Regions from separate parts of the Homo sapiens genome. Here region 1 is linked to region 2. A link is a loop called in an ENCODE intact Hi-C map of the cell type or tissue named here. Cell type or tissue: heart left ventricle. All regions are shown on one strand. Each heading gives the region's core, and the rest is flanking DNA. Links, peaks and the distances in the headings are about the cores only.

Region 1 (15,422 bases), core at 4,443-6,942, 75 kb after region 2:
AGTCATAAAGGCCAGACTTATGAGAAGGGGACATAGACCTGTCTCTCAATAGAAGGACAGTCAACTAATTTAGGGGTCATCTTTTTAAAATGCCAGTGATCTTAATCTTGAATGTTGCCTATCTAAATTAGGTTTCACTGACACATTGTATTGAAATAATATCAATTTTGTGAGACTATCAGAGCTAGTTTGACTTTTTAGAATATTAGATATTTCCCTTTGATTCAAGTAATATGGCTCCAATTCATCAATGAAAATATTCCCAAGATGTATAAATTCCAGTTGGGACCTGTGTTGATGAGTCCTCATAGACCGAGATGACCCTTACCACAGTACCTACCTGGAATTTGGCTCATGGAGATAATACCCTTCACTGCAGCTAAAGAAGTGAAAGCTGAGCTTGTTGGGAGACTTGTCAACCAAGTAATGCCTGCTTTTCTTGTGTAAGAAATAGCCCTAACTTGGAACACTTCTATTCTTGCCGGAAAACTGTCCAAAACAGTTCAGATGTGAACTCTTTACAGTACCTCTTTGCTTGAATTATCTGGGCCTGTGGTTGATTAAGCACAAAGTGGACACATAAGTATCTTCCTGAGAAAACAGTGAGGCTATTCAGTGCCTCCTCAGGAAACACAACTCTTTTTGTAAGGTTTGGTCTCCTCCTGGGACAAGACTTCAGAGATTATACAAACTATGTCTCCCCTGCCAGGGAAATATGCCAAAGTCAGGAGTACCAAACAGACATAAGAATGGGGTTAGAGGTGGAAGAGAATGGGGGTGTCTTTCTTTGCAACAACCAGGAAAGTGTAACACATCTCCCTGGTATGAGTGTATTTGTCTACAATGCAATCCTTTGCAATGGATTTAGGAAATCCTTTTGGGGGAACATTATCTAGGATAAACAAAAAGAAAAGCACCTTTCTGTTTTACTTTTCTTGCCGTTTCATACTGCTAGAATTACTTTTGGGGGCTTCCTCGTGAATTGACAGAAAGCAGTGATGGTCACTGTGTTTGGTTAACAACTGATATCCAGTCCCTGGAAATTCTGTAGTCCTAGCAAGGGGGTGAAAAGGGGGATGAAGAACGGTGTGGATATTGTCACTGGCCTTTGTTTACCCCAAGATACCAAGATTTAGTGATCTGAGGAGAGTAAAATCCTGAGGCTCCTGTTTTCTCAAGTGGAAACTTTCATTTGTCAAAGATGTATACATTTATTCTGACTTGGAGTAGGAAAAGTTTTCTAGTGTAAACACAGGGTTGCACTATCCGTATGTGCAAAACACCATCCTCCAAACGTAGCCAAGACCAGATGATGCAGATTTTAATATCTTACCTTTCCTTTTCTCATGGTTTGACACTCCCCTGGGATATTCTATTCTCTGAGCACAAAGTACACCAACACCAGTAGAAAAAAACCTGTTTGCTTCCTGTGTGTTGGTGGCAGAATGTCAGAGCCTGTAAAAAATTCGAATGGAACTTGGTTATATTTCTCTTTCAAGAGACACCCACAGCCAATTTATCAAGGGAACTGGGGAGAAATCCAGGTTGGGACTATTGTTAATTGGTTTTGAATTTATGATTCTGAAAAACTTATAATTATGAATAACTGTTTCTTGGAGTCATCCCAAATTTATTCCAAAACAAGAAGCAAATGTTCTTAATGTATTTGAAATGCATTGTCCCTATATCTTCAGACTCGAATATACTTTGACTCCACCTCCAAGTAATTCTCATATGAATTAATGTATTAAGTGTTCCCTTTTTAACCTTTTACATTTCTTGTGCTAATGTATTTCTATTTTAATCTAATTATTATTCTTTTAAATATCAGATCTCAAAATGCAGCATATTAAAAAAATGAACTGCAAAGCTATTCTTTACAAGTTATGAAGGTCATCTGCCCACATTGTTGTCTTGGTGATTGGATTTTCTTCTTCACTGTTTTCCCATATGGACCCCAAAGGCCCAAAAGTTGTATCTTCAGTTTAGTTGGCCTTTCTTCACAGAAGAAGATAATGTTTCTCTTGCTATATACTTGTATATGTTCTTTATTTTGCTTCTTGTTTCAAGTATCTGTCCTATGCTTAAAGGCTTTAGATTTATTTTTCAATTTTCTCTAGAAGACCATTCACAACTTGGTTTTCCAGATCTTCTTTTTTATTTTCTCTAGAACGTTGGATGAGAATTCTGCCTTCTTCATGGCTAGTTTTTCCCATGGGCTCTTCTTTTATTTATACTGACTATATTGTGTTTACTTTTATTGACTTCTCAATTGGGTTATCCAGGCCTTTTCCTTGATTCATAAATCCTGGGTTCATTTCTGTGTTCTCTCTCTCTCTCTCTTTCTCATAGAAAGCAGGTGCATAGTGGATAAGTGGACTGTAGACATAGGTTTGGGGATATCAGTTTTATATTTATTTAGAAGTTGACTGACAGGATCAGAATATGGAGGATAAGCAGATTGAACCAGAGGAGCTATATTTCAGAAAAATGTGAATTATTTTTGGAAAATTTGCTTGTAATAACTATAGAGAGAGGGGATGCCAAGGTAAAGGATCTGATGATAAAGATGCCAGATGAATACCTACAAAGGATAAAAGAATAGGACTGCATTTCCATGGTTATGAAAACCTAAATGTTAGGGAAAGACTAGTCATCAAAGAAATAAAGAACTTGAATGAGGGTGGAGGTCAAGGTTGCAGTGAGGTCATAGGGTTCTGATTATAAAACCCAGAGGAAGGGGCAAATTAAGTAGCCATGACTCCAGAATTAAGACTCAATGACTTAAGAAAGGAATCAATATTAGACTCAACCTAAGGCAAGTGTATCTGGAATCCCATGTAAAGATTTTCCCCAGAAGACCAGCAAGAGACAGATTGAAATTTGAAAAAGCTAGACTTTGGGTGTGTACTCTGCAGACTGAGCAACTAGCTGGATAGCTATAATTTAGCCCTCTGGGTAGAGTTTGTCACCTGAAATAGCAAGGCCTTAAGGCAAAGCAAAGTCATAAAGCAAAGGAGTTGATGTTTGAAAATGAGACATTAGGCCCTGACTCTTCTCCTAACTGCTGGGCAGTCTCTGCAGATAATGGAATTTCAGGAGCCCACTGTTTCAAGGGGTGCTTGGCAGATATTTTCCATCATTGTTCTTGAATTTCTTTTTTACTTTGTTGCACACTATACTATGAGTCACCTATGATAGACGTTCCTACTTTTCTTCTTTATTCTGTCTCTAAATTATTAGGAGCTGGGGATATGGTAAAGATTAAATGAGACCCAGTAGGAGGAAGCACTATATGAGCAGAGGAGCATATAAACTGAAGGCAATTTCTCTGAATTGGGATTGGATTTTGAGGGTGTACTAATGCTGTTATTCTCTGATTTCATTAAGATCAAGTGAACTCTAAGTGTGACATCATAATATTTTAGATAAATATTTATAATATTTAATATTTAAAATATTAATCTAAATATCATAATATTTAGATAAATATTTTTCAGCAAACATTTTTTGAGCATGCAGTGGGCATTTGGGCCTGGTCTAAGCAATGGAGCTACAAGGTGAAGAATTGAGGCTGCTATGGGGTCTGTAGGGGAGGCCAGGGGCACTCAGTTTTGTGCAACCTCAAGTTAGTGTGATTTGCAGGACTCTCTTTAAGAAAAAAATTTTGAAATTACAAATATAAATTTAAGTATAGAAGGGATTTTATTTAAAGTGAGAAAAGAGATGCCAACAAATTTCAAATAAAAAAAAAAAATCTAACAAATACCACAAACATCACAAAATCCAAGGGAAAAAACCCTACATGGTATTTTTCTTAATAAACTGTCTAACAAACCTCTGTTAGATTTTTCCTCATATATATTGGCTGTGTACTCTTTGATAATGTCTTCATGTAACAGTGACTTTTAAATATGATTTTCTATAGAGAGACCAGAAACATAATTTGGTCTCTCCTCTTGCATGGTTCATTAAATTTTGTTTTTTTAATAATTGATTTTTTGACTAGATCTGATTGAAAGCCAAATCATTCTCTTACAATTTTGTATACTTAAAGATTGGAAAGAAGTTCAATAGATTTAAAACCTTGTTCCACCTAAGTACCTTCACAAAGTGCCGGGCACATCAGACCGTTCTTACTGTGATGTAGCCTCTGGCCTTGCCTGCCCCTGAGTGTCACAGCACAGGGTGAATCAGCCCCATGGGCAGTAGGAGGTATTTCTAGAAGCCAATGCTACACCAGACAGCTAGTGTCACTTCACTAGACATTGAAGTGATTATAAACCACATAAATATAGCTTATTAAAGCCAAATAAGTGATTCTCTAACTCAACTCTCCCTAAGCTGAATCCCCAAAATGCTCTCAGCCATTCCAAGCTACCCAACTTGAGGAGACTTGTACAAAGGGAATTAGGGACTGATCAGAGTAGAAAGAAACCCTAGACTTAACCTGTCACAATTAAAATAGATTAGAGCTGCAAATTTTACAAAGTTCTTGGACCTCAGGAACATATGAGACCCAGTGTCTTTGAAAATAAAAGGCCCTGATGCTGATGTTTAGTTAACCCGTACCTCAGTCTGCCTCTGGGGAGGCCAGTAGGTAACCTGAGTGGGTGAACGAAGACTCCACAGTGGTATTAAACTTTTAGCTAAGTCTTGAAAGATAAGGAGATATTTTTTAGGAGGTCAGTGGAAATGGCCAGGCCTAGTAGGAGGTGCCAGCAAAGGAGAAAAAGAAGAAATGGTAAGAGAGAAAGAGAAGGGCAACCAGGTGAGAATGACCTCTTTGGAGAGTGTTAGAGAAAATTTCAACAAGAAATGGTTAAATGCTATTAAAAATGGAAGTGAGTCCAAGTAGTTGACAACGTGAAAGAGTCTATTGTCAATCAGGAAGCCACATGGGGATCTTTGTCAATGCAATCTCAAAGACGTAGTGGAAGTCAAAGCCCAGTTTTAATGAGCTGAAAAGTGAATAGATTACAAGCAAGTTGACTTTGATAGTTCAAGAAGTGCACCTGGGAAGGAAAGAAGATGCATAGTGCTGTGGTTATAAGAAAGCTTGGAGATGAAGGACTCTTCATTGGTATTTATTTTTAATTAAAGAAGAGTTTAACCAAACATGTCAGGAATGCCCCGTAAGTGGAGTGACTTCCTGGTCTGAGCAGAGGGCATGTGGTCTCCATTTGCTTATAATTTCACTTACCCTTGCTTCTTAGTACTCTAAAATTTTCAGGAATAGCTTACCAACACCAACCAACAGAGCAGTAGACAAGTCCTCTAGAGAGTGTATGTGCTCATCTTGACATTCCAAGGAATAGCCCACACCTTGCCCCTGCCCTGTGGTCCCACATATCAGAAGTACAGCTGTTCACATTCTATTCTTCTCTTTTCTCCCAGCTTCCAATCTCATTCCCCCCACCCCCCCACATCAACCCTTCAACCCCTCTCTCTTTCTCTCTCTCCATCATTTTTTTGTGTGTGATATGGAATATTCTCCATGCAATTAGCTATTCTTCACAGATACAGGTTTTAAATGGCTGCATTGTATTCTGTGACATGAATTAATCATTACTTATCTCGTTGGACATTTGGTCTGTTTCAAGATGATTGTTCAGTCATCTAAATTTTTGTGTACAGTGGTGATTTCCTGAGGATATATTTCAAAAAATGTCAAGAAATGGAATCACGTGCACAAAAAAGTCATGTTTTTATGGCTTTTGACATATATTACCAAATTGTTTTCCCGGTAACTCAAATGCTTGATGATAACGAAGCTCTGAGAGAATGTAAGCCTTTGCCTTTGGTTGAACACATTTACATAACATGGTAAAATGGAAAGCCAGAAGAAATCATCTGACACACTTAGGGAAAAACCAGATTTGATTGTTTTTGCCCATATTTTGAATTTACTAAGTTATACAGTGCTGGCCTCCACATTTTCCACTTGTGAAAATGTATTAAGATAAATTAAATTGCTTCAGACATGCAGCTGAATTTCTCTGGTTCCCAGACTGTGGTTATTCCCTTGACTGGTCAGCCTGGGGTGAAAAGCACTTCCTGGCAGTCAGCAGGTGTGTTGTGCTGGAATCTAGAAACATGACAACCAACAAGAGGAAGGCTTTATCTACCAGATTAAACAAAAGGCATGGTGGATGCATAAGGGGTAGCAGTAAACATAACCTCAAGGAGAGGGGCTGAAGGACCTACCTCCTGCCTAGTACCCCACAGGGCTCTGAGCCTGGTCCCTTCCGGGTTGTAGTCTCTGATCCCCAGATTCTAGGATCTTGCTGAATGGCCTGAGGACAAAAGACATTTTCCAGAGGCTTCCCCTAAGAAGGTTTGCCAAATTTCTGGGAATACGTACAAAGCTTGAGCCACAGAAAGCCTGAGTGATCCGTGAATATAAACACATCAGTAGTGAAGTCCAGCTTTACGTTTTTGAAAAAAGCCCCTTTTAAAAATGTCTTGGTTTTCAAAATAGTACGTTTCCCAAATTATATTTATAGAGTAGCATCAAACAAGAAAGCTCTTTGATAAAACCCTGCCTATTTCTGGAAGGGTGGAGATGGGAAGATGTGGATGGGAGTAATGTTTGTTCACAGGCCGTTAGCTGCTGAGCTTTGATCATTCTGCAGAAAAGAGGTAAGATCGTTATGCCACCAATCCGTACCCTCAAACTGAACCTTGTTAATAAGTCTTGTCTCATCCACTCCATTAATGATCAGCAAATGACTAGAACTCTGGCCAAAAGGCCTAGACATCAGGATGAATGTCAAATAACAGCTGACACTGCCAACTAAAAATAGCACTTTGGATTTAAATGGGTGACTCAGACTTGATTTCCTATGCTTGCCTGGGATAATACGGTACAGAGCAGGGTTGTTTTATGTTTTTCTTTTTTCCTTTCATGTGAAAGGAGGGTTTTATTGCAATCGTCTGGGCAGTGAGCTCAGAGTCAGCTCTGTGGGAGTTGAGTGCACCCAAACTTCTACCTCCGAGGCCCTGGGGGCACCTGGCACTGTCGGCTTCCTAAGCACATCTGTGCACTTGACCTTGCAGTCCAGGTCAGCAAAGAATGAGAGATGGCTTAGGAAGTTATGTCAAAATTTAACACCATTTCCAGAAACTTCTCCCTTTGTGTTCTTCCCATCATTCTCCTTCACACAATGGAACCAATTAAAAGGCTAACCAGTTAATTGCAAATGACACAAGCTACATAACCCAGGACACCTCTTGAAAGAGATGGCAAACTGGAAAACCAAATGTATCTTTCCAGAATATGCCCATATATATAATGAATATTAAAATGTTGACCAAATTGACCAGATAAATATTTAAATAAGGTCTATAATGGAACATTACATCTGTCGCTCATTTGAGTTAAATACATTTTCACTGAGTTAGTTAATTAATATTTGCTAATCAGATTGGTCAATGAGGTTTTCCTAGTTTCAAACAGTGACAGAATATGTCAGGCCAACCAAAGATGTTTCAACTATGCATTCCCAAGGTTTTTGCCCCATCAAATGCATACCCCTGGAATCTAGATAAGTCTCTATTTACATACAAGCGTCTCCTCCCCTTGTACATTTTCCCACCCTACAGCCCGTTGCCAGATCCCGTTATACTCAGGGAATATCCTGTCTGCCTAGGCTCCCTTCCTGGCTATTAGAAGTCAAAGCCCTTCGCGTGACAGTAAGAACGGAGCCTGAAAACGATTCTGCAAGTCTGGTTTCTACAGGGATCACGGGCCAATAATACCTGTCCAGAACTCACTTACCAGTTCCAAGTGGGTCAGCACAGCAAGAGGACATCAAATTGTGAAACCTACTAGTTATGGAGCTAGGCAGAACTGAGGTTATGATGAGGTTCAGAGTTTAGACAATGAAGCTTTGAGGAAAATTCCCATAGCTGGGAATTCATAGCAGCTTTACTGTACTTCTTAAACCTCAGACTTAGATGTGGGAGGAGCACCTGGAGTTGATACAAAGTAGATGCAGCAGCCAGTGGCACTCAAATTCAGAGTCAGAGCTCCCAACAAAATTCAGTTAAGAAATCACAACCTAGTCAATTCTCAGCCTGTAGGCTAAAATCAAGTGTGAGAAAATCGCAGCCCATAGACCCTAGCCCAAATAAACTGGACTCTTTCCACAACTATGCTGGCCTTTTGCAGTAAGCCTAAGTGCTTTAAGGATGTATCTGTTCTGGATCTCACTGTTAGGCTGTGGTCAGACAGGCTGGTGAGCTGGGAAAAGCCTTTGTGAGGCCCGGAAACTCTTTGGTGGCTGGGAGCAACTTGGGAAGGGGGAAATCCCCTCTGGCCTTATCTGTCCAAGCCCTGCTTTCTTCTCTCCTCTATCTTCCACTCCTTTCTTCTCTCCACGAGTGCCTCAGAACCATCAAACCCTCTAGTGCCTTAGCCCTGATGTTAGGACGCTGTTGGGGCCTTGGGCGTGGCTGCTGAGTGCCCAGTCTCTGGAAGTGAGTCGTCCATTTGTTGGGATGGACAGGGACCCTGCACAGGGACCCTGTGGTTGATACTGTCTTGTTCCAGTGCTGGTTTTGAATCTTGGCCAACAGAACACAGAGCTCGTGCCACATGCAGTGAGCATAGCCCCTCCTTGGAGCCTGCCTACCTTTTCCCAAAGGAAGAAGAGTGGACAGTTTTGCAAACAGGAAAGGAGAATTTATGTGCTTCAGGAAGGGCAGTGCCTCTAAGAGGGAGAAATAACACTTGTTAAGAGGGAGAAGCTGTGTCTAACTGTGTCTTTCTTGGTTTGCCTAAATGTAGGCCATTCAGTGGCTTCTCAGGAGAGAGATAGGAGCGAGGGAGGGAGAGAACGGGAGAGATATGCAGGGAAGGAGATTAACCTGGCATCTTGTTATTGCAAAAGAAGTGCCACAGGAAATAACAATGTCTGGAGAAAGAGTAAATAAAGTGCCCTTGTGGCGCAAGAAGGAATGGGATGAGGGATGGACTTCCTATTGAAAACTGGACTTTGGCAGTGGAAGCTGGTTGTGAGTTACTCAGACTTGTAACTAATGAAATCTTTCATTAGGTTGGAGGGTGGATGGGTTACTTTCGATAAATTATTTCCAGGGATTTTGCTCGTTCCTCGAATTCCTTCCTGAATGGATCTGGGATAAAATGCTGAATCAAAGTGTCAGGCAGGAGCTGCAGCACGGCAATCCAAATGATAAACAAGGGTAAGGGAAGGCCCAGCAAACGGCAGGATCTGAAGTTTCTGGCACCAAAAGAAAAGCTTACAACCCAGGTCCTACCTTGGAATTGCCCTTTATTATAAACTTTTGAATGATGCGAGCATAAAGCAAAGTTAGTTTCTGATTTGTTAGACTCATTATGAAAATATTATTGGTAATACAGAACTCACGTAAGCAAATACAACAATATCATAAAGGTCTAAAAGTGACCTGGTGAACTCTACCTAATGCTATTGGATATATAATCCCCACGTGAAGTTTCCTTTTTTGCAGATTCATTTAAGAGCCCTTCAACACTGATTAGATAACGAGGAAAATGGCAACTACAAGATTTGAAACCCAAGTGGCCAAGGAAATAGAGTTGCCATTAATGGAAATAGAAAAGACCCCAGGAATGACTGGCTTGAGAGAAAGCTGATGTCACATGCTGAGTGTGAGATGTTGGAGAGATACCGAGTTAGAAACAGTACCTTGGAGGCAGGAGTGACTTGGAAAAAGTTCTAGGAATTAGTCATAGTAGAAGCCAAGGAAGTAGATATGATCAAAAAGTGAGAGATGGTGAGGGAGCAGAGAAGGATGCGAAAAAGACACCTGGAAAATGCAACTGTGTGGGGATTGGCCAAGGACAGGAATCCCTGGAGATGGAAACGAGGAAATGGAAATAAACTAAGGAGAGAACCAGCACAGAGCATTTGTATGGAGGCCAAGGGAGAGTGTAATCAACAGTGGCCTACAAGGCCTTACTTAGATGGCCTGGGTTCTGTAGCTCTCTGACGCCTTCCTATGAGCTTTCCCTCAACTTTTTCCTCTCTAGTGCCCTGGCCTCCTTGCTGCTCCCTGAACACACAGACATGTCCTGTTAGGGCCTTAGCACTGGCTATAGCCTCTACCTGGAGCACCCTCTCTCTGAGGTCCACATGGCTCTCTCTCTCTCTCCTCCTGCAAGTCTCTGTTGTCACCTTCTCAGTGAAATGTACCCAACGGCCCTTGCAACACCAAGACTTCCTCCTACATGCACCTCTGTGACTCCCTACCCTGCCCTATTTTCCTTTTTTCTCTAGCTTTTGTTTATTAATACTAGATCATTTACTTACTAATTTGTCTATGTGGTTAATTCATAACCACTACTAATAATTTACATATTATGTATGTTATATAGTGTCTGCCTCCCTACACCAATAAAATATAACCTTTATGAAGGCAGAGATCTCTGTTTTATTAACCTATCCTAAGTGCCTAGAACAGTGCTTGATACAGAGAAACACTCGATGACTATTTATTGAAGGAAGAATGAACAGTGTTGAATGCTGCTGAGAAGGAAAGGAGAATGGTACCGAGGCAAGGTCATTGGATGGATGTTTTAGGAAGTGCTTGGCAATGCTAAGGAGAGCAGTTGCAGGAGAGTAATTGGAGAGTGGAGTGGATAAGTGGGGCAGGGTAGGGGAAGTGAAAGCAGCAAAGATCATAGTGCCTAAATCACAGAGCAAATTAATGTTTGGGCATAATATTTAAAATTCTGGAACTGTAAGTAACTGCATCAGGTCTTTCTGAGTCTGGTATTGGAAGACATAAGGCACATCACTGGTAGGCAATCACAACAGGCTGGCCTGTGAGGAGTTGCAATTTAGAGGTCAGGATGTGACTTGCAGTGTATCCAGATTCATGTAATAATGCGCTGTTCTGTAAGGGAGGTACACAGCGTGTTCAAGTACAACCTATTTTAAGACAGGCAATTTTTGCAAAATTGAAAGCTACAAATCACATGAGTCAAGGGTGATGGATTTAGATGAAGATAAGAGAGGAAGGGGAAGTGGGAAACTGAGAGAACAGCTAGGGCTAAACAAAAAGCACAGGAAGAAAACAGCAGGGAGAAGACACCTCCCTGCTGAGGAAAGGCGACAATCTGGGCCTGCCCCGGAGAAAACAGCCCCATCCCAGGGCCACAAGGGAGGAAAGGGCAAGCCAAGGAGGAGGCCATTCTTGGAAGTTAAGACGGCCAGAGGAAAACAACAAGCACAATTATAGAAAGATCTGCAGAAAGGGGATCTGCTGGAGGAGGGAGAAATTGGAACTTGAGACAGTGAATAAGCCAGAAATCAAAGGCTCAAGGAGGAGAGAGAAAGAGAAAACCTTGAGGGCAGTCAAAGGAGGAATAAACCCACTTCAAGAACATGCTCCAAGAATAGGAGAGAACATGCAAGGGCACACAGAGAGCTAAAGGAGAAACTTGAGAAACAAAAACTAAGAAGAGGGAAATGAAAATCTGAATGCACCTTTTGTATGAGACACTGGGAAGTGTTCGAGTGTGGAATTTGTTTGATGATGGGTCATTAGTTCATTCTGTTGTAGCATGCACTTGCACACATAACATAAACACCTGGTGAGGGTGAGATGCAGAGAGCTGGGGCCCAGGAGGGGAAAGGGATGTTTAATTCAGACCTACACGCGTTCGTCTAAGGCTTTGGTAGTGTTTAACTCTAGAGAACCTGGAATGGGCTCACTAGGAGCCCATTAACTGGTGAAATGTGGAACCTCTTAGGAAAAATTTACAACACTTTTCTTATGTGGGATGCGAGGCTTCATTGATGAGCTAGACCCGCCTACTGTTTGTCCTGGAGAACACAGTATCTCCTTTGGTGAGAGGTGACTTTCCTGTGTCTTAGGACTTGGCAGGGGGCTTTTCTTAAGTAACAAAAACCACACAAGAACAACAGTGAACATCGATTAGACAGTTTCATGACCATGAACTGTGCTAAGCTCTTTATATACGGTAGCTCCTTACTATTCACAAATTCTGCATTCATCTACTTGCTAAAATTTATTTATGACCCCAAAATCAATACTTGCAATGCTTTCATGGTCATTCATGGACAAGTACAGAGCAGAGGATAATTTAAGTCCCCCAGTGAGCATGCACCTTCCTCATGACGCTTTGCCTTTTAGTTTCAGCTCTCATACCATAAACTGGGGTCCTTGTGGTGGTCTATTCAGTGCCACATTTTTTTGCACTTTTGTAGATATTTCACTGTTTCAAATAGCCTCCAAGCTAGTGCTGAAGTGCTGTCTGGCGTTCCCATGTGCAAGGAGGCTGTGGTCTGCCTTACAGAGAATACATGGTTACATAAATCTCCACTAGGCATGAGTTATAGTTCTGTTGGTTGGGAGTTTAATGTTAAATAATCAGTCAAATATATTGAATAAAGTGCCTTTAAACAGAAACACATATAAAACAAGGGAATGTATTGATTGGTTGACAAAAGTATTGTGACCAGTAACTCACAAGAACCTAACTCTGTATTTCTGTAAGGAGCATTGTTTCAGTATTTGCTAATTCAGTACTTGGAGTGACTTTATGGAATAGAACTGCCACAAACAATGAGAATCAACTGTACGTTATTTCCTTTAATAGTTACAGGTCGATAAAGTAATTCTATAAAGGGCCAATTTTATAGAAATATAGGCCTAGAGGAATGTTAGGCCTTAAATGTTATGTTCAAGGTCATAATACTGGTAAGGGACTCGAGCCCAGCTCTGACTCCAGACCAGCACATGGTGTTTATGCTGCCCTAGGGTGAGGGTGTGGAGGGGAAAGATGGATTCCACATAGTGGAGGGAGGATTTTATTCATGAACAAACATGAGCTGACTCCAGGAGACTCCTAGGAATTGTTTAATAGGAATTTAAAGTAAAACTGGAATTTTTGAAATCACAAGTAGAGAAGGAACCAGGAAAATACTGTTTGTTATTGTTACGACCTTAGTTTATATTCCTGAATGCTGTGGCCTACAGAAACTTGGGGCTACGTGAGGTTGTGATCATGCTTTGAAAAGAATAAAAACACTATGCAAATATGTGGTACAATAGAAAAACACTGAGCTGGGAGCAGAAAATTCCAGTTCTAGTCCCAATTCTGCCAGTAACTTGCCATCGGCCTTTGAGAAAGTCCCCTTCACAGCCCACACCTTAACCACCTGACCTGTAAATGAAAATGCTGGTAAATGATTTTCTCTGCTCGAAGTTTTTCTGATGTGGAAACTGTATAGCTCTGTCTGGATCCTACCTGGGTGACTGGAAGTCCGACATTGCCTGAAGTAGGCTTGGTGTATACCTTGTGTCTTAGCATCAATACTAATGGCATCTTCTTTCAGAACCAAAGGTGTGCGCATTTGGGCAATAAATCATATGAGTATCCTGTGCTTCACCAATATTTGTTTGTTGGGTCTTCTTGGCTGAGTCAGACTCAAGAAAAACCTTACCCTTGTCTCAGTAGTGGGTACCAGCTGGAGTGACCTCTTCCAGACACAGGAGGTTCTTGCTGTCTTGTTGCTGAGCTGCTTGGCTCTTACCTGCTGCCACATTTCTGGCCCATCTCACCTGGTTCTCTCCTCACATCTTACACCTTGAATATGAAATGTCCTGCTGCTTAAATTGAGAAACAATTCTGCTTCGCCTTTTGGCTTCCCAAAAAGGAAATTATTTCAGCTGGACTGTGAAAAGAAGACAGTAATTAATGTAAAGAAAAAGTAGTTTGATATAGTACTGCTGATTCAAAGACATAATATGCTGTAATGTAGTCATTCCTAGTCCTATTAGATTTGATGCTATTTTTCATCAAATTACCTACAATCATAATATAATTATATCAATACTGACTGAATATAACAAAAATTAATTTTAAAATATGGAGCTAGATCAAGAAGTGAGATGTTGAAACAAAATCTTCTGCCACTCAATTTCGAGTATCTCTAAACATACTCTTTCATTCTCTTGCTATCATATAAAAAAGTTACACGAATCACTATGTGAAATAAAATTGTTTTCACTATAAAACAAAGCAATGATCTATAGAAATAAAACATAAAAAGAAGATAGTTTTACCTTATTCTTTTTAATAGGTTAAAATGGACTATATAATTTTATTATACTCTTAATTTGCTTAGCAAAACGTTTCCTCCCAGATACTGAAAGAAAAACTTTAGCTCAGGCCAGATTTAATAATCCTAAACTTTCTGAATGTCATCTGAAAAATTAAACAATCAGTCAAATTCTCTAATCTGTGTTTCTGGTTCAAAATCCTCTTCCCCGTCTTTCTAGGTAAACTTCAGCTATTCAATCCAGAAAACGTAGTATGTTAATGATTGAACAAACATCAGAAGACTGGCATCCTATTCAAAATACTGTTTCTGCACTCTGCTCATGGGTTTGAAACAAATAATTTCTCAGTAGTAATTGCTTGCTTTCCAGAAAGAGCTACGGTTCAAGAAGAAGGGTTGGTGGGAAACTTGTACTAGTTACAAACCTGATTGGCTAACATCTATTTTAGAATCCTTTGGGACAACATTGAGGTTGGTTATATTGGCTAAAAGATCATATTTCTGGGAACTTGCCAACCAGAAACTCAAATGAAAGCTTGTGCCCTGGAAGCTCTGAAACAAAGATATCAAAGTAATACTGTGTCCCTTCATAGTGCCTGCTCCGTGGTCAGGAAATGACGCTAGGTGACACTGGGAAGACCCAAGGCCTGGCAGGGCCTTGGCTGGTCTACACCCTAAAGAGGAAGAAACCACCAGCATCTTTTATTTGATTCAGTTCAGTTTAAAATATCATCCCATCTGTGCCAAAAAGGGGCAATTTGATCTTACGAGCAAACAACAAAAGGAATTTTGCATTAGAGGATTAAAAAAAAAAACTGTTTGTTAGTTTCTTACACTTCCTGCAAATATCTTAGTTTGAAATGCTAAATGTTTTTAGGACACTTTAACTTTATTTTAGATGTGTATTAAGTACAAATCTTTTTTATGATATTGGGCATTTATGCTCAATCTCTTTTCTGTTAATAATTTTTCTTATTTGATTATTTTTAAAAAGAAAAAGAAAACAAATGTCTCTTTGTCCAGTGTCTGGTTCCAGATATTTTACTTTTAAATGTTTACCTAAGGAAAAAAGAATGAGATTGCTATTTGCCAAGCCTGGAAGGATGGAATTTGCTATTTGTTTACGGAAGTCATTGGTGCTACTGCCTTACCTGCTACCCACTGCCCTACGCAACCACTTTCTCATTCTTCAAAAGTTTCACTGACATGAACCTCACTTGTGGGTGCCAGGTTATGACCACATGCATAGTTTCATCTTCATCTTATGCAACATTTGGGGTAAAAGGAAGGTTATGTGGTAACCAGTTTATGACTTGAACTATAGGC
Region 2 (15,422 bases), core at 7,501-10,000:
TACCAGATAACATTATAGTGAGACTACAGAACACGAAAGATAAAGATTTTTAAAACCAACTAGAGAAAAAAGTTGAAATATATAAATCAACATTAAAAAATAACTTAAAGATGTATGTGTTTGGAAATTTAACTGTAAATTCAATTTTTTAAAAAGATATGGGGAGTTTGAGACAAGCCTAGGGAACATGGTGAAACCCTGTCTCTACAAAAAAATGCAAAAATTAGCTGGGTGTGGTGGTATGTGCCTATAGTCCCAGCTATTCTGGAGGCTGAGGCGGGAGGATGTCTTGAGCCCTGGAGGTTGAGGATGCAATGAGCTGAGATCGTACTGCTGCACTCCAGCCTGAGAAACAGAGTAAGATTGTCTCAAAAAAAAAAAAAAAAAAAAAGATATGGGGCAATCTAGGTTAGCTAATTCTTCTTAGGGGTGAGCTTTGGTTATTCGTGTCCTCTAAAGAATTTGTTCATTTTATCTAAGTTGAAGAATTTATTGGCATAAAGTTGCTCCTAATTTTCCTTTTAATGACTATAGAATCTGTAGTGATATTTCCTCTCTCATTCCTGATATTGGCAACTTATTTGTTTTGCCTTCTTTAGCTGAGTAGCTAGAGTTTATTAATTTTATTGACTTTTTTCCCCAAAGAACTGGGGTTTTTATTTTGTTTCATTGGTTTTTCTTTACTGCTTTTTTGTGTTCTCTTTCATTGATTTCTATTTTTATTTTAATTGTTTTTTGTGCTTATTTTGGGCTTTTCTCTTCTTTCTCTATTAATAGTTTCTTAAGGTGCAAACTTAAATCATTAATTTCCTTCTGCTTTCCAAATACAAGCATCTTATTCTATAAGCTCTTAAACCACTGATGTCCCTAAAACTCCTTAGCTGGATCCAACAGGTTTTAATATATTGTGTTGTTAAATCAAGTTTAGCCTAAAGCTGCCTCTTTACATATTTTAAGTTCGTTCTAAAGGTTTCTCTGTTCACTGTGTACTGTAACAAGTGGAAGTGTAAACAGACCATAGCCTACACTTATGCTAATTACTGAGTTTTAGCCATTCAAACATAGCCAACTGTTTGAACCATGTTCAAATAAGGCAAACACCACGCTGTAGCCAATCAGAAGTGTTTATTTTCATTCCGCTCAATTTCTAATTTCACTCATGGTTTGTTCTTTGACCCATGGGATATTTAGAAGTGTTGTCTAGTTTCCAAATATTTGGAGATTTTCTAAATGCATTTTTGTTATTGATTTTTAAATTTAATTTCACTGTGGTCAGAGAATATGTGTTATTTCAATCCTCTTAAATGTATGGTCTTGCAGGTTAAATTGTGTTCCCTCAAAATATATGTTTAAGTCCTAACCCCTTGTACCTATCAATGTGACCTTACTTGGAAATAAGGTCTTTGCAAATGCAGATGTAGTCAAGTTAAGATGAGGTCATACTGGATTAGGGTGGACCCTAATCCAGTGACTGTTGTTCTTATGAGAAGAGAGAAATTTGGACACAGACACATACAGCAAGAATGCCATGTGATGGCAGAGGCAGAGATTGTAGTGACACACCTACAAAGCAAGGAACACCAAGGATTGCTGGTAACCACCAAAAGCTAGGAGAGAGGGCGTGAAGCAGATTTTCCCTCAGGGCCTCCAGAAGAAACCAACCTTGCCAATACCTTGATTTTAGACTCCTAGCCTTTAGAACTAGAAGATAACACATTTATGTTGTTTTAAAGTCACCTAGTTTATGGTATTTTGTTATGGTGTCCCTAAGAAATGAATATACCTGGTAAATGTTCCGTGTGCATTTGTTAAAAAAAAAAAAATGTGTGCAGATGTTCCTCCTTAACTTATGATGGGGTTACGTCCCGATAGACCTATTGTGAGTTAAAAATATATTAAGTTGAAAATGCATTTAATTCACCTAACCTACCTTGAACGTGCTCAGGACACTTACTTATGACCACAGTTGGGAAAATCATCTGGTAACAGAGTATGCTGTAGAGTATTGATTGTTTATTCTTGTGATCTTGTGACTGACTGGGAGCTTTGGCTGGCTGCTGCTGCCCAGTATTGAGAGAGTATAGTACCACATATCACTAGCCTGAGAAAAGATAAAAATTCAAAATTCGAAGTAGAGTTTCTACTGAATGTATATGGCTTTTGCACCATCTTAAAGTTGAAAAACTGTAACTCAAACCATTGTTAAGTCAGGGACCACCTGTATTCTGTGAATGTTGGATGTAGTCTTCTAAAAGATTAGTTAGGTCAGGTTTGTTGATAGTGCTGTTTGAGTCTTCTATGTATTTCATGAATTTTCATCCACTTTCAATTATTGAGAGAAGGGTGTTGAAATCTTCAATTTTCACAGTGGATTTATTTATTTCTTTTTCCAGTATTATCAGTTTTTGCTTCATGTATTTTGAAGCTCTCTGATAATAGGTGCCAAAACATTTAGAATTGTCATGTCCTCTTAATGGATTGCTTCCTTTATCATTAAAAATGACCCTCTTTATTCCAGCTAATTCTTTCCTTTGAAATGCATTTTATCTGATATTAATAAAACTATTCCAGATTTCTTTTAATGAGTGTTAGTATGGAAGATCTTTTTTCATTCTTTCACTTTTAACCCATCTGCTTTTTAAATTTAAAGTGGGTTTCTTACAGACAGCATGTAGTTATTTTTCGATGTTATCCAATCTGACAAATCTCTGCTTTTTATTTGGTGTGTTTAGATCAATTACATTTAATATAATTAGTGATTGTTGAGTTTAAATCTATGCTTTTTGCCAGGTGCAGTGGCTCATGCCTATAATCCCAGCACTTTGGGAAGCTGAGGCAGGGAGATAACTTGAGGCCAGGAGTTTGAGACCAGCCTGGGCAACATAGCAAGACACCTTCTCTACAAAAATAATACAATAAATAAACAAATACCTCTATGCTTTTTCTATTTATTTTTTATTAATGATCATACTAAATTACACATTTTGGAAACTTGACAATTACTACAAGAAATTTGGAAAAAAGACATGTCTTTAAGTTAATTTCTTTTTTCCTTTTTTTCTTTGTTTTTTGAGACAGGGTCTCACTCTGTTGCCCAGACTGGAGTACAGTGGTGTGATCTCGGCTCACTGCAACCTCTGCCTCCCAGGCTCAAGCAATTCTCCTGCCTCAGCCTTCTGAGTAGCTGGGATTACAGGCATGCACCACTACTGCCTGGCAAATTTTTGTATTTTTAGTAGCAACAGGATTTCACCATGTTGTCCAGGCTTTTGAACTCCTGACTTCAAATGATCCATCTGCCTCGGCCTCCCAAAATGCTGGGATTACAGGTGTGAGCCACTGTGCTCAACCTTAAATTAATTTCTTTAATATAATTTTGATGTGTATTCTTTTACCCTTTGATTCTTCAAAGGATAAACTTTTTCACAACTCATTATAGGAATAGTTAGATACATTTTTAGGATTTTTGTCAAATTTGGGAAAACCTTGACCAAATTAGTTTCATATATGATTTGTAAGATTTGGAAGAATTTTCTAAAGGACTAGCCTCTAGTTCCAAGCATTTCATATTGTTTTTCTTTGCTACTTGTGTATTTCCAGTGGCAAGTGCAATGTTCATATCACTGTATGTCCTCTGGCCATGCATTATTTTGTCACAATTCTGAGTGATTGGTGTGGTGAGCGTTTTACGAACATTTCTCCTATACCAGTGCAGCTAGCAGTAACTTAACTATACATTGGAAGTGACTATGAATTACATAAAATACCCCACTAAACCCAAACTAAATGAGTCCCCAACTCAATATCCTCTTAGAAGAACTCAAAAACCTGTTATACCTAATGTTTCTAGGAAAGTGTGATGGAGAGAAGTTGGAATAGACTTAATGGTTGTATTTAAAGCATTTTACTTTTTCAAACTTTATAACAACATATGACTTGTAAATATATTATTGAGACAGTAGAAACAGCCTGTGCAAGTGAGAGACCCTAAAGGTTAAGTTTCATTAGCTTCATGGTAAATCTACTCAAGGGATGACTATTGTAGGGGCAAGTCTGAAATTCTTAGTAAGTCCTAGAAGGAACATTTAGCACAGATTATTGATACTTATGTTTATAATGTTAGGCACTTACAACCAGTAGTTGTCAGCTACAGGCTTAAGTACCAATTCTGGGTCAACAGAAAAAGTCACCGACTTCCTCTGTTCTTTATTTAGTGTTTTAATCTAGACCACGGTCCCTTCTTACCCTGCACATTCTCCCAGGAACCTCATCTTCTCTCATCTATTTAATTGCCACCTTTAAGGTAATAATTCCCAAATCTAGCCCAATCTCTCTCCTGAACTTTAGACATGTATGTTCCACTGTTCATTGATATTCCTGCATCAACTAGAACCTCTTGTCTTTCTTTTCAACCTGCCCTTACCTCCTGTATTGACCAAAGAAAAATCCTAAGAATTATCCATGGCTTCTTACTCTCTGACCTCACCCTACCAACTGCTGAGCACAGTGCCAGGCACATAGTAGATGTGTACTAGACTTGAGGTATTATGTTATAATGTTATAATCATATCAATAACTAAGTCCTGTTGGAGTTCATTCTAAGTATTTCTAATCCACCACTCTCCAGTCCTACTATTCTTATCCAGGCTACCATGTTGTCTCATGTGGATGGATTATTGCAATACTCTTATCTCTACCTCCTATCTTACCCCCTTCCCTAAAATTCATTGTCCACACTGAAACCTGAATGGTTTTTGAAAATGGAACTCTTACTTAGGACACTCTTCTGATGACTATTCTTCGAAGCCTTCATATTGTCCTGGGTATGAAGTTCTAACTCCTTTACCCCTCTTTCAAGGGCCTATACCAGGCCCAATCATACCTCTACTCTCATTTCTTACCACTTTTCTGAAATGAACTCTGTTCTGGCCACATTGAGTATTTCAGTTCCTCAAATTGCCATGCACTCAGTTCCCAGACCCTTTCACTTCTAAATTTCGATTGAACACCAATCATAATGACTCTATCACCTAAATATTTTTTCCATGCCTCTCTCCCACTCCCACATTGCTGCCAGTCTGTTTTTCATCACTTCTTTCTCTGCAATAACCTCTTAATTGATCTCTTCTTGATCCTAGCTTGCTCCTTTCAATTCTTTCTTCACTCTGCCAGCAGAATGGCCTTTCAGAAACAAACATTTTATCTTATCTCTCCTTTCCTTAAACACATTAATGGCATGTATCCCTACAACTTTTAGGAGAAAAATAAAACGTCTTAACACATAGAGTCCTTTGTGATTTGGTTTCTGCCCATCTAGATCTCTAGTTTCATCTTTTACCCCTCTCTCATACAGATCATTTCCCAGAATGAGGTCCTCCAGTTTTCTAAATATCATGCACTTTCGTACCTCTGGGCTATGCCACGTACAGTTTTCTTTGTGCTTTTATAGCATCCTTATCACACATTTATCTTTCCAACTAGATCACACACTTGTAGGGTTGTTTCTTTATATTTTTTGTGTTTTCTACAATAGTCACTTATTATTTTTACATTTTAACAAAATAAAATAATTGTGAAGGGCGCTATCCATTGAGGAAATTGGATATCCATTGAGGGAATTTAGTTGTAGAAGAGAAAAATGTGGTGGGATGAGACAGGCAACAGGATGGGTGGTGGGTCACAATACCTGTTTTCAAACATCCAAGGGCTTTCTTGGAAGGGTTTAGATGTCCATCTGGTGTAGATTTTAGGGAAACAGATTTCCTCTTAGTGTAAGAAAGTTGAACAGAGTTGTCTGAAGAGGGAATGAGCTGCTGAGTCAATAAGAGGTGAATGAATCACTTTTGGGTTTGTTTAGTGGAAGGGCTCTCACTGATACAGGGAGATTTCTGTTGAAAGAGGGAATTCAGCCTCTTCTGGAAGGTTGGCTCAAGTGGTCTGTGAGGTCTCTTCTATTCTTTGAATTTCACCATTACAAAAATAATTTAATAGCTTTCCACCCTTATACCCTGAAAACAGATTGATTTAACACTATTTAGAGGGTTCTGGTGTGGCTAGAGGAGCACAGGCCCCTCTCAGAATTCAATGTTAGTCATATCTTTGGTAAGAACTATCTATCTATCTATCTAACTATCTATCTATCTTTGATAGAGCCCTTTTCCTTCTTTGTGTTGTTCATCTTTTTTTCTCATAAGTATCCCATTCCTGATGGCCAACACATGACAGAATAGTAGTAAATGAATAACTTTCTATGTGTTAGGACACAACACCTTACTCTGTCCTATATTATGTTTCTCTTTGTGCTTGAATTATCTACCCAATTAGAATGTAAACTGTGCCTTAAATTTGTATGTTCCCCCCTGCATCTTTAAATATGGAATTATGGAATTCTTACTAAAGATTATATTTATCTGTAGTAATAATTCCATATATAAATTAAACTAAATTGAATTTAGGCAACAGGAAAACAGACCCAACAAATCCACCCTGAAATATTTTAGTAATCTATCAATCAAAGGGATTAAAAGAGATTTTAAAAACCCCATGAACATGGAACCTCAGTATAATCTGGCATACACAAAAGTAGTTTCTGAAATGTGGCAAATCGCCAGTCCTGGCAAATTGGGAAGGTAGTATGCCAATTACAGAGTGAGAAGTTGAATAGCACCATGGAGAATTAGGAGCAATAACACAGGATGAATGCCTTCGTCCTGATTTAGCCTCAGGTGGTCCTCACCAGAATCTGACAGGCAGATACCCTGGGATTCAGGGAATATTATAATCCCAGGGAATTCAGTCCATTGTTAATGTTGGTCAGGAATCATATACAGTATGAGTTAAGAAATACCAGAATTCATAAAGTAAGAATGTTTCTGCCTCTTTGTGGGCACCTGAAAATTGAATTGTCTGCCAACAGGAAGGGAAGCAGCAAGCAGATTCCTCAAGAGAAGGGGAGAGGCTTTGGTTCTCTTTACTTGCACACTTTTCTATAGGTAGTAAAACTATCAGCATCAGTCCCTTAGTCTTAACTGCAAAGTATCCCAGAGTATCAACTAGGGAGCTGTTGATCTGCAAATCCTCCATCTTCTCCCAGACTTTCTGCATTTGAAGGCCCCCCAAGGGTCAGCATCTTGTTTGAAGCTTAAAATAATTGCTTATCTTTATAGAGGCAGAGAGGGGTCTGAGGGAGAGAATAATGAAATAAAGACTAGTGGAAGCAGAAAAAGAAGGAAGTGTTTTGGATGGGGAAGGGAGAGAGAGCTTGAAGCTTAGGAACAAATTGACCAGTTTGGAGGGTAACCTTTTTCTCAAAAATCCAATTGAAAGTGTTCACAAGTCTGTACATCTAACCGTGTTGGCTGGTTTGCAGCAGCAGAGATGATGACAAGACTGTGTGACTCCTGGATGGAGGAAAGACATTCTTGTGGTGTGTCCCAAGAGACCTTCTGCCTTCCAGCTGACAAATCATCTGTGCTTCAAAAAAATTTCTGCTTCCAATCAAGACTGAAACTGAGAAATTTTCCTGACAAGAGTGGAAGTTGTAGCATGCACAGCCTGTTAGATTTGCTTCCTTTGTTTGGTGAGAAATAAAATCACACTCCACCAACAAATTGGAATGCCTAGGATATTCTCTGTCTCTTTCTCACTCCCTCACACATACACCTGCCTCCCCTTTGCCCCACGTGCATGCATACATGTGCACACATCTACCTTACTACTTTAGAGCCAGGTCTAATAGTGATAGACATAATCTCTGTCTGTCTATCATCTATCTATCTATCTATCTATCTATCTATCTATCTATCTATCAATCATCTATCTATCTATCTATCTATCTATCATCTATCTATCCATTCCTGTCACTGTCTCTGTCTCTGTCTCTTTCCAATAGTTCCTAGATTATGGCTAAATTTCCCCCCACATTTGGTAGGACAAAGACTTTTTACCATTAAGGATTTTTTTTTTTAATGTCCCTGCTACCAGTCATAAAGGAAATACCAAAAGGTCATTCCAAACAATTTTTTGGACAGAGGTTTACTGCTGAAATAGATGAAATAACTGATAATTTATCACAATAGCTAATTTGAAGGGGATAACTGGCACCTGGAAGTACAGAGCTGCTGTGTTGGTAAAAACAAAAGCAGCCGCCTTACTTTGTAATTATAGCTGATGTTAGAGGTTTTCTTTTTCTATTGTGGAGTTGTTGCCAAGGCAATAGCTTGGCACTCTTCTACACAAATGCTTTTCACATTAATCTACACAGGCTTCACAGATGTTAATTTTTGTAACACACCTATGCATTCCAGAAGAGCAAAATATATTTTTTAAAATCTGTTTTATATGGTAGGAAAAGAGCATTAGAAAACGTTTTTCTGGCCTCCTCTCTCGCTTCCAGGACACACTCACAGTGACCGTCATGGATTTTGAAATGGCCTCCAGACCTTAGCCCAGGACTGTGGGGAAAAGAGGGCAGGAAACCCAAAGAGAATCCACACGACAAACCAGATCAAGGACATGGCTAACGGTCAGAGTTGGAAGTTCTGCTGCTGAGACAAGGTGGAAGCCAGGAGGCAGAAACTCAAGAGGAACTAAAGCCAAATGTCACAGTTAGCAAAAATCAGGGCTAAAGCACAAGACAAGAACCAAAGGAGCGATCACTGTTGAGCAAAACAGTCTAGTGTCAGCATTCAGACACTGCCCTCGATGCAATTTCTGAACACTCTTGGGGCAGCAATGCTTCTTTAACCCCAACTTGAGGCAGCTCATGTAGAAAGCATCCACTATTGCTGGGCTTTGGGAGTGTGATTAATCTTGGAGGCAAGGTGAACTGTTAAAATTTTCACCCATCTTACACTGTGAAGAGACAGAATAAAGAAAGCCCTTCATACTTGTTGGTTCTGGAGTCATAAAGCTTACCAAAGTAGTAACATTGAGGCAGGGACTGGACCAGGGTGGGTGAGTGAGGTGCCTCAAGTACAAAACTTCAGGAGGCATTTACTCTTCAGGTCATATGAATGTGGGGCCACTGAGGCTCAGAGAGGGGAGGGGCCCCTTCACACCCCAGGCAGGGCAGCTCTGGACCTGACATCTGGTGCTCGGTGTCTCATTGATGTTAGGCCATGAGTTCATTTTGAATCAGAGTCTGTGGCGCTCATGGTGTTTCTTGAAAAAGAAAAACAACATTATTAATATTTAGCTACTCCCTGGCATTTTCTAATGTAGGATGGATACAAATAAACGCCCAAACTGGTGAAATAAAAAAATTTTGGTTAACACTATAGTAAAGACTTTTTTTTTCATATTCTTTTGCTGGCCAGGAAGTTCTAAATACCTTCCCAAGAGTATTTGCTGCAAAAAGAACAGAGAGGAAATAAATTATTGTGTGACTCCAGCAAACACTTGCCAAATGAATAGACAATGAATTAGAATTGGCAAAAGGGAGAATGGAACTCACATGAACTCAGTATCCTTTATTTTAGTTTCATTTAGTGGTTAAAGTCATACATTTGTTTTATTTTATGTACAATTTTTACATCTTTTTACAAAGGCTTTAAAAGGTATCTATATTAAGTGCCCACAAACTTTTCCTCTGAAACATCATTTAAATCACTCTGGCTGATTCTGCTCTCAACCAGATAAGGTATTAAGGAAAGACAAGAACAACAACAATAACAAAATGGTATGAAACTTTATCCAACCATGGCTTAAAAGGACTTATTGGTTAATTTGGATTTGGGTTGATGGTCAGGATGGCCTTGAAATTCATATTCTAAATTTAAATAGGAATTTCTTCAATTTTCCATTCAAGAAGTGATTCTCTTTCTTTTGTTCCACTAGGCTGTACAGATTGTATTCTCTGTTTCTGAGGCTGTCATCCGTTAGCAGGATTTACAGTTGCTGACAACTTGCTTTAATAATTCACAAGGAATAGAATCTATTTTGTGCTCTCTGTTTTCTCAGTCAGTTCAGTGATGCAGACAGATTAAAAACATGCTTTTTGTCAGTGAAATAAATTGAGAGGGCACAGAGACACCCTAGGAGGAGTAATACTGAACAAGATACCACTGTGAAATGTTTTCCCACCAGTACACAGCTAGATAAAACCAGAAACAGACCAGGCTCTGTCTTGAACCCTTGAATCTGGCAAGCCTGGTACTGAAGTTAGGCCTGCTCTCCAGGCATACCCCAAACTGTTGAGTTAATTTATATAGGCAACTGAATGTACTGGCTTTCAAGTTTTAGGGAAAGGAAATCATTTTAAGGACAAAATGAAATTCGAAATTCACACACAATTTATAAGCTGTGGCATTTTCTTTTTGTGAATTATGGTAGTAAAATGTGTAACTAGCACCTGTTATGTATTGTTTATATAGTTATCTGAAAAAGAAGATGCCTTTATTTCTGAGTAGCATCAGACAGCAGGGCAGGAAAGAGAAGGCTGCCTGGCCATAACTTCTACGCCTCCCTGGGTCATGCTATTGCTTCATGCTTCTTTAATATTAAATGTAACAAGTTCTGCATCAGGCTCAAATCCCATCTGGCCTCAGCCCAGAAGAGGCCCAGGGCCTGTCAGGCCTTACACTGCCCTGACTTTGTTGATAGATTCTGCTCATTGAAATTCAGCAGTGGAGGAAGAAGGTGCCTCCTCCTTGCAGCCTGTTCCTCTCCCTAAGCAAACAAGACTGTGGCTCAAAGGCAATGTAGACCATGGTGTCCACAGCCAATTTCAATACTTAGTTCCTTCCTGAAGCCAATCACCAGACCCACACCACAGGGTGGACACACCCTTCTGGGTAAAGAATGTATTTATTTAGGTTCATGCAGAAGCCAAAGAAGAAAGAACAGGGCAGATGAGAAAATCCTATAATGGACCTTGCAAGTGAACTGAGAGCTGTTTGGTGAATCTGGCTGACCACTTCAGCTCACTAGTGTGCACACATAACGCCCTTTCAGACTTTGGCATTCCTTGAATTTTCAATTTGATTTTGGCACTAGCTGTTTTCATAGGTAATTTTTCTTATTCTTCACATATTTCATGCCATTATGAAAAGTAAGTGTGTTTTGGCTAGACATCCTAGCAAAAAAAAAAAAAAGATGGTTATGAAGGTATTATCTTCAAAAGAATATTACAAATCACTATCTGGAAGTCAGCTGGCATCTGATATATCTTTATTTGTCTACATATGTAAATGTACATAGATATATAGTTATAGATATAAAATATTAACCAAATTTATGCGTGGTTTTCTTTAGGTAACTACAGATAAAAACTGCAGTTCCACTTGGCTTTTGTAACAAGTTGGCATCTAGGTTTTCATCTAATTGGTAAATGTATATAATTTAAAAACAGCTTAATTTTTTTTCTTAGTTTTCTTTAAAATGTGAATTGAAGTTGTGATTTGAAGTTGGAGTAAAATATCACTGGAGGCCCAGACATTTCCTGAAGTTTAATAGGGTAACCCTTTGGTGCTTGGAGCCATAACTTTACCATCTGAACTGCTCCAGAAATTCCAGTCACCAAACTCTGATATTTTTTTCACTCCTCCATCACATTTTAAACTTGTAATGGACCTTAAAGTGTTTCCAGTTCACCCTTGCAACTTTGCCCCAAGCTGGAGAAAGAATCTACCCCAAAATGTGCTCTTTATAACAACAGCATTTTTCCAGCCCTTGCCTCACAAAGGTGACATCTCTTGAAACTATTACGGCTTCAATATGCAAGGGATGTGGTCTCGGCTTCACCATAGCAGCTGCTGGGAGCAACCAGCTCTCCCAGGTTTATGCCACATAAACGCACACCCAAATACTCCAGTTCAATTTATTTTTCCTCATGCCGTTACTCCTAAATACGAATTCTTCCAGGGGTGGGCAAACTAATTTCTAAGGCTGTTTTCTTTTATTTTCTTCTTACTTTCTTTCTTTTCTTTCTTTTCTTTCTTTCTTTCTTTTTTTCTTTCTTTCTTTCTTTCTTTCTTTCTTTCTTTCTTTCTTTCTTTCTTTCTTCTTTCTCTTTCTTTCTTTGTCTTTCTTTCCTTCCTTCCTTCCTTTCTCTCTCTCTCTCTTTCTTTCTCTCTCTTTCTCTTTCTCTCTCTCTCCCCTCCCTCCCTTCCTTCCTTCCTTCCTCCAAATATCTACAATTCTTTTGATGGCATCCAAAAAATGAATGATTTTGAGGTATCTGGTTATGACTTCTATAGACCTTTATATTCTGGCTTTGAACTACAAAAAGACAAACAGGAAGGAAGGAAGAAAGGAAGAAGAGAGCAACAAAAAACACACAAAAATCCTTCCAATCTATCAGTGAAATTGTACCCTCAAATAACATTCTATAAATTATATTTGGTTATTTTGATAGGAGTTATAATCAGTTTTAATTTACTCATTCAAAATTCAACAATATTTGTTGAGAATCTACCTACTACATGCCAAGTAGATAAGTTATTAGCCCTCATAGTGTCTAGTTTTACTTAGCGTAGATATTTAATAAATGAGAGAAAAAATTAAGTAAAATAATTTCACATAATGACACATACTTGTAATGAGCTCTACCATAGCCTTCCCAGACACCCCTTCAGGTATGGTGTTCTTATTTCCCTAGTCACTAGGAATGCTGTCTGTAGATAGCCTTCACCTCTCAGTCCCTGTGATGGTTAACTTGATGGGTCAACTTGACCAGATTAAAGAATACCTAGACAGCTGGTAAAGCTTTATTTCTGGGTATGTCTGTAGAGTTGTTTCAGGAAGAGATTGGCATTTGAATCAATAGACTGAGTAGGAAGATCTATCCTCACCCAATGTGTGTGGCACCATCCATTCCACTGAAGGCCTGGATAGAACAGAAAGGCAAAGGAAAGCTGAATTTGCTCTTTCTTCTGGAGCAGGGAAACTTGTCTTCTCCTACCCTTGGACATTAGAACTTCAGGTTCTCTGGTCTTTGTTTCTCAGCCCTTTGGACTTAGACTGAAGCAAGTTACCAGCTTCCCTGGTTCTCCAGCTTGCAAATGACCTATCATGAAACTTCTCAGCTTCAATAATCATGTGAGCCAATTTTCATAATAAATCCTCTATCTATCTATCTCTCTATCTATCTATCTATCCATCCCATTGACTCTGTTTCACTGGAGAACCCTGAGTAACATAGTTTTCTTTGGGAATTGCCTTATCTGAAGAGAGTTACCCTGCCAAAGGTCATGTTTCCTACCTATAGGGTAGTCATTTCCAATAACTGGACCCCCTTAACCCAGCTCAGGACAACTCTGAAGGTCGATTCCATCTTTTGGTAGGATTAGCTCTGGTCCTTGTTGGGACCACATCACAACCCTACTTCTTCCTCTGCCTAATCCTATTTCTATCCTTTCCATCAGTGAGGACCAAGAGGACTCCCTAACAAACTTTCTACTTATTAATCTTTATCTCAGTCTACTTCTTGGGAGTCCTGACCTGCAGCAGTTAGTACTAGCAGAATATCAAGGAAACAGACACTGATTTAGCATTTAGGGGCTGGATGACCTGCTGCCTAGCTAGGAGTAAAGACACCATCACTGGTGGTAGAGATTAGTACTATGCCTGAGCCCAACAGAAATCAGCATGGCCAGCAGCAGAGATCAATGCCGAGTCCCCAGTACAGCACCAACCCTCCAGAATGCCAACCAGCCACTTGGTGGCAAGTTAAACACATTAGACATTTTCCACCCTGGAAAGAGTAGTGGCTTATTTTGATAGAAATAGAAATATATTTGGGGAATGTATGTAAAAGTTTGTCTTTCCTTTCCACAGAGCTTCAACCAGCACTACTACTTGAGGACCTATGCAGTGTTTGTCCATGAGCATGGAATGACTCATACTGGCCTCAGAGTTAGGGACTCACTTTAAAGGAAAGGGGATGCAGTAGTGGGCACATGACTAAGAAATCCACCGATCCTCTCATATACTGCACCACCAGAAGCTGCTGGATTAGCAGAGCAAAGGTATGTTCAAAGAACAGCTGAAGCAGGAACTTTGAGATTATACTTTGTGGGGATGGGTGTCATTATCTAGGGTGCAGTGCTTACCAGTAATCAATGAATTTTATGTAGTGCTACATCCCCACTAGATAGAATACATGGGTCCTGGAATTAAGGGGTAGAGGCATGAATGGTCCTTCATCTCTCCCAGTTATCTGCTTGCGGGATGTATCTTCCTTTCCTGGCATCTCTGGGTTCTGTGGGTTTAGTGGTCCTGGTTCCCAGAGAGGAAATGCTTTCACCAGAGGACACAGCAGGAATCTTACTAAACTATAAGCTGAAGCTGACTCTTGGGCACTTTGAGATCTTCGTGCTAAGGGACCGACAGGCAAGAAGGGGATGCTTCCTGGCATCATTAGGACATTGGGCTACTGTTATACAATGGAGACAGGGAAGAATATATATGGCACCCACATTATTTATTTAGGTGCCTCTTGTTATTCCTTTGCCCAAGTTTGACAATAGTAGACAAGTGCAAAAGCCATAATCAGAGAAGGACATGGTGATTGAGAGCTCAGACCCCACAGGATAAGGGTCTGGTTCATGTTACCAGGCAAGACAAATAAACCTGTGGAGTTTCTAGGTGAGTTTAGGGAGCATATAGAATGGAGAGTAGAGGAGGGAGAATGTGATCCCAAGACTGGCTGCAGTGGCTAGAGATGTATTTTATTCCACTAAACCTCAATAAGTTTCACTGAGAATCAGATGCCCCAGCATCCTAACTAAGCTGCCTCCAGAATTTATACAAAGCAGTGGATTCAAAGGGTGGACTCTGGTGAAATGTTGCCCATATTCCTATTCAATACTTAAAATCTTACTCCTCAAGAGGTTGAGAATGTTGCAAACAGACAGTTTTAGCTTTCAGGTGTCTTTGGAAATTGTCTCAACTTAAGAGCTGCTGTGACTTCTTGGGGCAGCTAGCATCCAATGTTGGGGGTATAAAGACTTGTCTCCTCGTTTTGAAACTTGGTATATTCTAAAAAGCCATTCTAGCTTCAGAACTCCCTGTGGGGCTGGCTGAGGTCTTTGTTGAGACTGCAGTTATAGCCTAATTTCTCCCTTTTCCCAGCATTCTTATTTTCCTTCCCTTCTTCAGGTGTTGATCAAGAGTACCTCTAATAACTTCTTCCATGCAAAACCACTACTCACTCTCTGGTTCCCTGGGCATCCACCTGCAACAGTACTATAAAAATATATAAAACAGCAAAATGAAATAGAAGATCAGATACAAGGCGAGGCTACTCTAGTTATGATGATCAGATAAGTCTCTAAGGAGCTGAGATGTGAATGATGAGAAAGATCACAGAAAGATCTGGGGGAGTAGCATGTACCATTCCAGACAGAAAGAAATATGAAGGCCCTGAGGTGACAATGAGCTTAACATGTTCCAGAAAAAGAAAGAAGGTCAGTGTAACTCAG

What was found. A loop is a pair of places that touch in the nucleus more often than their neighbours do. Peaks named below come from ENCODE experiments on the same cell type or tissue, not always from the same donor. Only the 100,000 strongest peaks of a DNase experiment are listed, where the experiment ranks them.
Region 1: a loop joins it to region 2, with 2.6 times the contacts of the local background. A loop is called at or near these places in 6 of 110 quality-filtered maps.

Annotation. Positions count from the first base shown.
Region 1 is chr13:44,007,055-44,022,476 of GRCh38, forward strand. LOC105370182 (a long non-coding RNA gene) reads right to left here and starts at 7,988. Exons shown (of 6, transcript XR_941918.3): 1 at 7,781-7,988; 2 at 6,208-6,296; 3 at 1,334-1,455. NRAD1 (non-coding RNA in the aldehyde dehydrogenase 1A pathway) reads left to right here and starts at 15,281. Exons shown (of 3, transcript NR_026955.1): 1 at 15,281-15,422. In heart left ventricle, for the core only: no CTCF peak of the experiment used is centred there; no DNase peak of the experiment used is centred there; H3K27ac peaks cover 913 bases.
Region 2 is chr13:43,928,647-43,944,068 of GRCh38, forward strand. No RefSeq gene overlaps it. Among named protein-coding and RNA genes, the nearest start is that of LACC1, 56 kb to the left of the region's middle. RefSeq lists a silencer at 4,878-5,017. In heart left ventricle, for the core only: no CTCF peak of the experiment used is centred there; no DNase peak of the experiment used is centred there; H3K27ac peaks cover 1,234 bases.